2 separate regions of the Homo sapiens genome follow, and region 2 is linked to region 1. A link is a contact called in ENCODE Hi-C or POLR2A ChIA-PET data. All regions are on one chromosome and are shown on one strand. The core of a region is the stretch at or near the end of the contact, and the rest is flanking DNA. Distances in the headings are between cores, read along the strand shown. Region 1 overlaps LOC105376205 (a long non-coding RNA gene). Region 2 overlaps LOC105376205 (a long non-coding RNA gene).

Evidence for each region. Hi-C counts contacts between places; a loop is a spot of excess contacts on that map. ChIA-PET counts read pairs that join two places held with the same protein, here RNA polymerase II (POLR2A).
Region 2: a map of gastrocnemius medialis shows a loop between it and region 1 (4-fold over the local background). The contact joins two enhancer-like sites. A Hi-C loop is called at or near these places in 3 of 168 maps with a recorded cell type or tissue (CD14-positive monocyte, gastrocnemius medialis and heart right ventricle). POLR2A ChIA-PET finds 5 or more read pairs at or near these places in 2 of 52 experiments (IMR-90 and activated naive CD4-positive, alpha-beta T cell).

What each region holds. Positions count from the first base shown.
Region 1 is chr9:107,664,197-107,669,792 of GRCh38, reverse strand. It overlaps LOC105376205 (a long non-coding RNA gene), which reads right to left. Exons shown (of 9, transcript XR_930217.2): 9 at 4,466-4,616. Among named protein-coding and RNA genes, the nearest start is that of KLF4, 180 kb to the right of the region's middle. Within about 2 kb of position 1,822, at least 6 of the 41 ENCODE cell types and tissues checked have a DNase peak (open chromatin) inside an H3K27ac peak, as active enhancers do.
Region 2 is chr9:107,598,194-107,603,456 of GRCh38, reverse strand. The region is part of intron 5 of LOC105376205 (a long non-coding RNA gene); the gene reads right to left. Among named protein-coding and RNA genes, the nearest start is that of KLF4, 110 kb to the right of the region's middle. Within about 2 kb of position 2,961, at least 4 of the 41 ENCODE cell types and tissues checked have a DNase peak (open chromatin) inside an H3K27ac peak, as active enhancers do.

The DNA of each region.
Region 1 (5,596 bases), core at 573-3,072:
GAGAAACAGGCCACGAGAGCTCTGTGCGCTTCATTATCCTTGATGTCACTACTGTGAAAGGCTTAGGGGTCCAGAAGTACGCAGTTGTCTCAGACCCCAAGCTGAAGTAAAAGAGGCATATTCATTGAGTGTAAGGGATACCCCTGTGGCTGCACAGCGGAACTCATCACTTTTTCAACCTCCCCGGCCTTCCAGCCAGGCTCTCAGTTACCAGCAGATGCAGACATGCGGAAGGTCTGTCTCTCGCTGAGCTTCCTGAGCATTTTTTTTTAACTTTTTTTTTTTTTTTTTTTTCGAGATGGTGTCTCACTCTGTCACCCAGGCTGGAGTGCAATGGCACAATCTCAGCTCACTGCAACCTCCACCTCCCAGATTCAAGCGATTCTCCTGCCTCAGCCTCCTGAGTAGCTGGGATCACAGGCATGCCCCACCACGCCTGGCTAATTTTTGTATTTTTAGTAGAGACGGGGTTTCACCATGTTGGCCGGGCTGGTCTCAAACTCCTGACCTCATGATCCACCCCCCTTAGCCTCCCAAAGTGCTGGGATTACAGGCGTGAGCCACCGTGCCTGGCTGCTTCTTGAGCATTTTGCAAGGTAATTTTGTTTTTGGAATCCTAGGTTGGCCATCAGGAAAACAGAACACTAGGAAGAGCACAGCTACTGTCATCAGAAACACCTGGATTGACATTTCCACTCTCACGGACTAGCTGTATGACCGTGGACCAGCTTCTTATCCTCTTCTGAATTTCATGTCCTCCCTGTAATGTGGGGATAACAATGTGTTGTTGCAACTCCTAAGTGAGATAATCTGCGTAAGATGCTTTAGCTTCCCTCTGCTGCAGCCTGATATCAGTAGGTTTTCAATATGTGGCCGTTACTGTCCCATGAGCTGGTTTTCAGCCTGACTGCCTAAGGTAGGAAATGCCGTTGGAATTCTTATTAACTGGGTTCTTGACAAGCAGGAGGTTGTAGTCATAGGTGGAGATGCTGTGGCTTAGCCCAGAGTTAAGAGACAGCTCAGGTCGGGCGCGGTGGCTCACGCCTGTAATCCCAGCACTTTGGGAGGCTGAGGTGGGCGGATCATGAGGTCAGGAGTTCGAGACCAGCCTGGTCAACACGGTGAAACCCCATCTCTACAAAAAATACAAAAATTAGCCAGATGTGGTGGCGCGTGCCTGTAATCCCAGCTACTTGGGCAGTTGAGGCATGATAATTGCTTGAACCCAGGAGGAGGAGCTTGCCGTGAGCCGAGATCGTGCCACTGCACTCCAGCCTGGATGACAAAGTCCGACTCCATCTCCAAAAACAAAACAAAAGAGACAACTCAAACTAAAGCCACTTTTGAGGAATACCTCCTTGTTAACCAAGTACAACATAGTTACCATAAAAACTATCTGGCTAGATAATAGAGATACTCAACTTTTGTATCCTACCTTTCTCAGTCAACATCAAGAACATCTTCATGTTGGGACCCACTCTTCTACATTATTTTGCATGGTTGAGACACCACACAGTCGCAGGACATGAAGAAAAACAAAGGCAAAATAAAACACCATGTCATACTTGTTGTCACATCCTCTCTCCACGCAGCCCTTCTGATCATGCCCTGGTATGTGCTTCTGAGACTAGATAGGCCAGCGGTGGCTCAAACACCCTGAGACAGTCCGAACTCAGCTGTGCGCCCACCCCTCTGCCTCAGCCCTTATTCTGCCAACTCAGGAATAGCACAGACTGCTTTGACCAGACTTAACGCAGTCACCTTGGAACACAGTGTGAGGCGGAGGCCGCGGGACAGAGTGAAACCATGTTCTAAAATACAGCAGATTTTTAAAGAACAGCCAGGCAGGGTCGAAGGCAGGGAGAGGGGCTGGTCAGGAAATGCCAGTTTAAAGTTAGCTCTGACCTATTAATCAGCAGTGGGACAATGATGCAGTGGGGGGCGGGAAAGCTGGACATGTGCTCGCGCCAGATTTATGGGCCCAGAACAAAGGATGGCCTGCTCATTCAGAGAGTCTCTTTCCCTTTTCCTCTGGCAAAATGAGGACATTGTTTGATAAGCCAAAAAGAACAAATATTCCAAAGACTGAGGTCATTTCCAGAGATGCAACCAGTCCTGATGGGGATCCATACACCCTGGGGCGAAGACGAATCCTGCAGGGGGTTCTCGGACCAGCGCAGTGGGTGCATGTCATGAAAGAGAAACCACAGGCCCCTCTCCTGCGCTCTCGAAGAAGCTGGGGCCACCTGCCTGAGGCCACTCTGAAGGTCTCTGAACTGCTCAGCCGAGCCCCTTGGGATAAGTCCAGAAGCTTTTCCATGCAGACTGAACACATAATCCCTGCCTCCACCTAGGCTCTGCAGGCTTTTCTGGGAAGGTCTTCCTAAGCATGGACTGCCTAGGATACTGTTGATTTCAGCTTCCTCTCCATCCAGAAGAGAGTCTTGTTTCAACAGCTGGTCTCATGTCATCAGATTAGGAGAGAAGGGGAAAGTGATTAGGAAGGAAAGAAAAGAGAAAGTGCTCAGCCAGGCAGCTGGATTACAAAAGAAGCCAACCTCGTGGAGAGGAGATATTGACTCTGCTTCTCAGAATCTTTCAGAGTTTGGGAACTATCTGTGACTTCCCAGCCCCTCCTTTCTTGGGGTTGCCACATTTCACCAGGCGCTGGTTGCCTTGTACCTGGCTGGACCTTCCAGAGGAGTCACCTTGACTCCTGTTTTGCTTTCCTCCAACCCAATATCCACACAGCCCACAGCCAATTGGGATGAACTTTCTCTTTTTTTTTTTTTTTTTTGAGACGGAGTCTCGCACTGGAGTGCAGTGGCGCAATCTTGGCTCAGTGCAGCCTCCGCCTCCCAGGTTCAGGTGATTCTCCTGCCTCAGCCTCCCAAATAGCTGGGATTACAGGCACCTGCCACCACTCCTGGCTAATTTTTTGTATTTTTAGTAGAGACGGGATTTCACTATGTTGGCCAGGCTGGTCTTGAACTCCTGACCATGTGGTCCGCCCGCCTCTGCCTCCCAAATTGCTGGGATTACAGGCGTGAACCACCACACCCAGCCCTTGGGATGAACTTTCTAATCTAGATATCTAACCATCTCCCTCCTGGCTAAAAAACATTTAATTGCTCTCTAATGTCTTCAGAAAAGATGTGCAGAAACCTCAGCCTGACAACAGGTCCTTCATGTTGTGGCCACATCTGTCTTTCCAGCTCGTGTGCCATCTCTTCCCAGCCCTCTCTGCAGCCTTTAGACCCATAGAATTATTTTCTCCTCCGTAAACATGACGTGTCCCTCCTGGAAAAATTCTGGCCGTTCTTTAAGACCTAAGTTCCAATGTTATGTCCTCTGTGGGAATGACCTACTGTACGTTGCTAACCAACTCACACACTGGGTGTGTTCTCCACTTCTTTGCCTGGGGTCCGATGCATGTGTTCACTCTGCTAATAATAATAATAATAATAGCATAGCACTTATCATAGGGCCTACACTAGTTAATTGAGGGGTCAGTTGAAGGCATGAATTCATTGAATGACTGCCTGAATGAATGAATGATGATCTATTAGACATGGTTAGCCCTAAGGCATGTGAAGGCCTATGCAAATGTTTTCTGTGGGGTCCCTGTATATATAAATAATTTGAGTTACCTAAAATCAATCTTTAAGCAGCATTCTGATCACCCAACTTCATGTGATACTGCAAAAGAAATACTCTCTGGCTGGAAGTAAAGATCCTTTCTCCCAGTAGCCCTTTTGGAATTGGGCCTGGTCAGGGGTCCCTGAGACAATCTCATAGGTGTAAACCTTAGAGGTCTCCTAGGGCATCTGGTCGACCCCCTGTACTAAGAAGCGAATTGAAGAGCATTCCAAAGGAGAGAAAACAGGGACAGGGGCTGACATGGTGGAGGTTGGGCCTAGAGCACCCTGTCTGGTTGGCACTGCTGGCCTTGGCCAGTCTTGGTCACTGGAAGGGCTTAGAAGATGTTAAGGACAGCATTCTACAGTACAAGACCCCTTCAAGACCAGCCTGGTCAACATGATGAAACCCTGTATCTACCAAAATTACAAAAACTAGCCAGGTATGGTGGCACACGCCTGTAATCCCAGCTACATGGGAGGCTGAGGCACAAGAGTCACTCAAACCTAGGAGGCAGAAGTTGCAGTGAGCCGAGATCGTGCCACTGCACTCCAGCCTGGGTGACAAAGCAAGACTCTGTCTCAAGAAAAAAAATTAAATAAATAAATAAAGTGCAAGACACCTGAGGCCCAGGACCTAAGGCAGGTGCTCCGCTTGCCTGGGTGGTACTGCTCCCAGATAACCATGTGATTATATACTTCATCATTCAACAAACATTTACTGAGCTCCTACTATGGACTAGGTACTGTATTAGAAGCTGAAGTCACATATTCATAGTTATTTATTACTATGAGTTAACATGTTATCTCTGCCAAGCAGTGAACTTAATAATAACACAATGAGACCTGCACAGTACAGGAGCGTAGTTATCATCTGGCCCATTAGGAAACTGAGCCAGAGAGGGGCTGTCATACATTCCATGAGCATCTACCACATGCCTACTCCTGGGTGTGGTTAGAAACGCAGCAAAGAGGTTTCTGAAAGAAAGCAAAAGACAATCCATTGATTTCACTTCCAAAAATAAACCAAATCGTGAGGAGAGAAAGAATAATGACTTAAAGCCTATTCCGAGGTTCAACAGATGATGGAAATAATGACTAAAATCATCCAAATGACTTTATACTGGGCTTTCAGTGATGGCAGCAGCAAAGCCGGCTGCTCAAGCCTGTCAGAGTAGAGCTGTGGAGACATGCAGCCACACAAGGGCCAGAAAGGACAATGGCTTCAACTTCTCTCCCTGAGCCTCTATTTCCCCATCTGTAGACCAGCCCTTCGCATGTTGATCAGGACACCCATGTGTTGTTGTGAGATTACAATGATACTAAAGATCATGAACAACCTGTATGCACTTAAAGCGCCTGCCCTGGGTTGCTCAGTAATAACGAAGAGGATGAAGGGTTAGTGTGTGGCTTTCTCTCCTAACCAAAAAAAAAAAAAAAAAAAGGGATGGGTTTCCGCCATGTGGTTTTTTATGAAAGGAGAGGAAAGCAAGAGAAGAAATACATCTCTCCTCAGACTAACTCTGAAGCTTTCTAGGGTTAACACCCCACCAGCCTTCTCGATTTTACCCTGTGCTCACTGTGCACTTGTATAGACATATGCACACACACAAACACAAATCCCCCCACAGCCTGACCCCTGATCATCCCAACCTCTAAGTCATGATTCTCAACCCAGTGCAATTTTGTCCCCCACAAAACATTTGGCAGCGTCTGGAGACATTTTAGGTTGTCACACCTAAGGGGCAGAGAGGGCGGCTTGTTACTGGCATTAGTAGGTAGAGGCCAGGGATACCACTAAACATCCTATAATGTCCAGGACAGTCCTTACAACAATGAATTATTCAGCCAAAACACTCAATAGTGCCGAGGTTGGAAAACTCCACTGTAAGCCTTTGTTTATGCTGTTCCTTCTATGAAAAGTGTTCTCTTCATTGCTCTTCTTATTTAAATCCGGC
Region 2 (5,263 bases), core at 1,712-4,211, 67 kb after region 1:
ACTAGAATAGAATTTACTCTAACATCTATGGCTTCTATTCAAGGGAATGTTTAAACACAACATGAATGAGTCCATTTCCTCAACTGCAGAAAGAAAGCAGAGTCCATGCCCAGGAATTCTCAAACATCACTCTGCCTTCAGCATTGCACAGTACCGGCAAAGCCATTTCCTCACATTTTATTTGAGGATTTTGATACGGAGTGCTAGCACAATGATTACAAGTTCATTTTGTCCAATTTATACACCATAAAGGCCAGAGGTGGAGTGACTTCAGAGCTGATTCAATAACTTCATCTAGGATCCATGTTTTTTCCATGTCTCAACATATCAACTTTGTTCTTAGACTGGCTCCCCTCATGGTCCCAAGAGGGCTGCCACAGTTCTAGACCTCACATCTGGATTGAAAAACATCCAGAGGCAGAAAAAGCCTGAATCTTCTAGTGGTAAGAGTAGAAGAAACCTTTTCCAGGTGCCTCCCATCAGCTCCCTGCTTTAATTTTTTTTTTTTTTTGAAATGGAGTTTTAGCTTGTCACCAGCCTGGAGTGCGGTGGCACAATCTCAGCTCACTGCAATCTCCACCTCCTGGGTTCAAGTGATTCTCCTGCCTCAGCCTCCTGAGTAACTGGGATTACAGGCGCATGCCACCATACCCAGCTAATTTTCGTATTTTTAGTAGAGACAGGGTTTCGCCATGTTGGTCAGGCTGGTCTCGAACTCCTGACCTCGTGATCTGCCCACCTGGGCCTCCCAAAGTGCTAGGATTACAGGTGTGAGCCACCGCACCCGGGCTTTTTTTTTTGTTTTTAATCAGCCAGGTGTGGTGCCGTGTGCCTGTAGTCCCAGCGACTCAGGAGGCTGAGGAAGGAGGATCACTTGAGCCTAGGAGTTTGACTTTAAGTCTCAGGCCGTACTGAGAGACACACCCACCCCAAAATTCATTACTGATAAGGGAACATGGGATTGCAGTTACTGGTTAAACTAATCAAGATTCACCCCTGAGCTGGAGACAGAGACACCTTCCATGACTAAACCAGGGCTCTGTCAGCTGGGAAGAATGCCCTAAGCAAAGGACAGGCACCGAACAGCATCTGTGCCCAATAGCCCGAGCCCCATCAGCAGGGACCTTTTGGGACTCTGTGGCTGTGTGGGCTCCAGGGGTCCCTTGAGGTAGAGACACTATTAAAGAGAAGGGATTCAGCACTTAGCTCACCCATAGTGTTTGATTCTGGCTCCTCTTGGGGCAACAGCAAAGTATGGGGGCTATGCTGACATCACGATCTATGATGCTGCCGCCACCATGGTTTATTAGCCTGCCTGTGCCACTTCCTGAGCCTCCAAATCACACAGAATGTAAGACAGACAAAAATGTCATCAGAGTACAAGAGCAAAGCAAGCTGCTTTACTGGGTACCTACTAGACACAAGACATGGTTTTTCACATTAAATCATTTAATTCTCACAATAGCCACCAGCTAGGTATTATCAGCACTCTGTTAATAGAAAAGAGGGCAGTGGCTCAAGCCTGTGATCCCAGCACTTTGGGAGGCCTAGGTGGGTTGATCACTTGAGCTCAGGAGTTGGAGACCAGCCTGAGCAACAAAGTGAAACCCCATCTCTAAAAAAATTTTTAAATTACCCAGGTGTGGCGGTACACATCTGTAGTCCCAGCTACTCAGGAGGCTGAGGTAGGAGGATGGCTTGAGCCCAGGAGGTGGAGGTTGCAGTGAGCCAAGTTATCATGACTGCACTCCAGCCTGGGTGATAGAGCCAGACCCTGTCTCAAAAAAATAAATTAATTAAGTTAAATTAAATTAATGCAGAAGTTGAGGGACAATCAAACAATTTGTCCAACATCTCATCACTAGAAAGTATCAGAGCCCAAATTCTAGCTCCAACCCTGACTCTAAAACCTGCAGCCTTTGTATGCGGACATACTGTGTTCCAGTGCAGAATAGAATGCCAAGTCACAAGCAAAGAGAAAAGGACATACCAGAAAACATTGTCAGCCCAAGAATATAACCAGAGAAGACAAAGAAAGAGTTACAAACATTCAGGAAACATGAGATCGGCATTACATTATGATCCCATAAACACGGTTCACATATGCAAGTTACATATAAAGCACACCCTCAGTCCCAAAGCCCTACCCCATAAGTTGCCTTGATTGGATTTCGTAAGACTACTAAGGCAGTGTCGCTCGAATCTGGTCCATGGACTGATGCTAGTCTGCGAACTACGCGTTTCCAGTTCACAATAATAAACACAGAATTGAAAGCAACATGTTAGAAACCTCTCTAGTGTTTTAACAGTGCAATAACATTCAAGCATGTGACTAGCAGACTTGTCTTCTGGAATGGGGTCTAGACTAGTTTGGGTGCTGTTGAACTCAGGTTGCATATGGCCCAAGCTGCATGCTTGTACTGGTTCATCACGGATTGAAAAATAAAAAATTAAAATAAATAGGCCGGGTGTGGTGGCTCAAGCTTGTAATCCCAGCACTTTGGGAGACCCAGGCAGGTGGATCACTTTAGGTCAGCAGTTCAAGACGAGCCTGGTCAACATGGTGAAACCCCGTCTCTACTAAAAATACAAAAATTAGCTAGGTGTGGTGGCGTGCACCTATAGTCCCAGCTACTCGGGAGGCTGAGGGAGGAGAATCACTTGAACCTGGGAGGTGGAGGTTGCAGTGAGCCAAGATCACATCACTGTACTCCAGCCTGGGTGACAGAGCAAGACCCTGTCTCAAAAAAAAAAAAAAAAAAAAAAAAAAAAAAAGATAAATAAATGAATTAAAAAAAAAAAATCCCTGGTGGTTCCCCAGAGAAAGTTGGAAAAGCACCACCCTAGAATTCAGCTGGGTAAATATAATTACCCTCATTTACAAGTAAAGAAAATGAGATTCAAGGAGACTGAGTCACTTTTCCAAGGTCAACACCCCTGGGAAGAGGCAGGACAGGAAAACACTCTAGTTCAATGACAAATGAGAACTATGAAATCTCCCAGCTCCTGATAACAGAAAGTGCTGGCAAGAGGGGCCTGTAAAAAGGTGGAGGCTTGTTTAAAAAAAAAAAAAAAAAAAGCATTTCCCTCAGCTTTGCCATTGCCAAAAGTTCAGCCAAGATAAAATGCCTCTGATGAGAACTACCTATAAAGTGAGGCCAGGAATAAAAGGGAAATGGATGGGCTCATTCCTGGCAAAGCCCTGTCTTGTGCATCCTGATTTACTAGTGTTACTTGTAGAACTGACTTGTTGTTACTACAATTTCACCATAAATTACGAAGACGAAGGTGTCTTCTCAAAGCCCTTCCAGTCTGGCTCCAGATTTTACCAGCCCCATCACTGACTCTAGGCCCAGCCAAACTGAACCTCCCACCCTCTCAGAGCTAACGTTGGTTATTTTAGAATGTTCCACTATCACCTCTCTCTTCTTCTTACTCAACTAGAAAAGCCCTGCTCTCCATGAAAACATTTTTGGAATATTGTTATAGCTAAGACCCTGGGTTTCAAGAACCAAGGCTCATTTAAGCTCATTTTTAAAGGACGGGGAATGTATGTGGGGCTGTTCAGTGGTCTCATGCAGACATTCCAGGACAGGAAGGGCCACAGTGGGGACTGAGAAACATTGTCACCCCCGGCAGCTCCTAATGTTTTTTCTGTTTCTGAAGTCACTGGACTCTCTAGCCCTCGCTACATCTCTGCTTTCTCCCTAGGCGTCTCCTGTTTCCTTGTTGCTTTAGTGTCCCTACACCTTCACTGGTAGACAATCATTGTGGCTTCCCAATTCTACCTTGCATATTTGCAAATGCAGCACCAGCACCAACTAGATCCATCCCTCTCTTCCCAAGTCTAACTTCCCGAAGAAGGAATCTGATTGGCTGAGCTCAACTTTTCAAGTCAGGCCACTAATCAATGATCTCCAGCCTATCTAAGAATTAGCTTACTTGGGGCCTGAGGTCAATCTCTGGTCTCAACAGCTATTGTCAGGAAAGGCCAGGTATGTGACATGGAGAATGTCTGCTTAAATGCAGGAGACTGGAAGCAGGTGGGTCTAGACCACTGATATGGTCTTTAAAGGAATTAAAGAGAAATTAATAAACTCCTATTTTTGCTTCAGTTCCCAACTCTCGTGACACTTTCTCTAGGAGGTCTTCCATGATTTCTTCAGGTTAGTTTTTGTTTTTGTTTTCTTTTTTTGAGACAGAGTCTTGCTCTGTCACCCAGGCTGGAGTACAGTGGCACAATCTTGGCTCACTGCAACCTCTGCCTCCCGGGTTCCAGCAATTCTCCTGCCTCAGCCTTCCAAGTAGCTGGAACTACAGACAGGCACCACCATGGCCAGCTAATTTTTTTGTATTTTTAGTAGAGATGGGGTTTCGCCATGTTGGCCAGGCTGGTCTCAAACTCCTGACCTCAAGTGATCCACCTGCCTCGGCCTCCTAAAGTGCTGGTATCACAGATGTGAGCCACTGTGCCTGGCCTATCTTCAGGTTGATTTTTGTTCCTTATGTTCTTGCAACACAGTGTAAGTCCCTCTCTAGGAGCTCTCATCATGTTAATTAGAAACTGCTTGCTTGCATCTCTTCTTTCCCCACTAGATTATGAGGGCTTTGAAGATCTGGACCACACCACGACCACCTTTGAATCCACAGCATGGAGCTTGGTGTTGAACATAGAAGGAGAACAGGAAATGAGCATGGAATGAATGACTGAATTTACAACCGGATAAGTCAGCACCTGAATAAAAGGCTGACGAGTGAATTATGCTGAAACAAATGTAGGTCCCTCTGCATCCACTCCAGATCAACTAAGGAGAATGACAGGGGTAGAGTGGGTGGGAGGGAAGGGGCAATGGAAAGGTAGGAAGATTCTTTACAAGAACAAGTAAAGTGAAAGAAAAATCACCCCAAAAGGAAGAGACAAAGAAGTAGTTGAACTTCTTTGTGGCAGCATCTTTTACTTCCAGATGTTTCTTTAGGTATTTCTGCATTCCTTGGTCTAGCAGGGGAATGAAAGATTAAAGCTTGGATTCATCTTCCACAACTGTAAAATGGAGATAGGTCCAGCTGCTTGGCTGGGTGACTGGGAGAATAAAAAATGAGATAATAGATGAAAAGTACCCAGCAGAGCACCTGGGGGCAGGTAAAAAAGGCTCATACACTGTGGGTCACAGTGGAGAGTTTCAGAAATGCCCAGAACCTACCAAGCAACCTCTCAATGGCAGGAGGAAGTATGTCCTGGGACTTTCACAGGGAAGCACTGAAT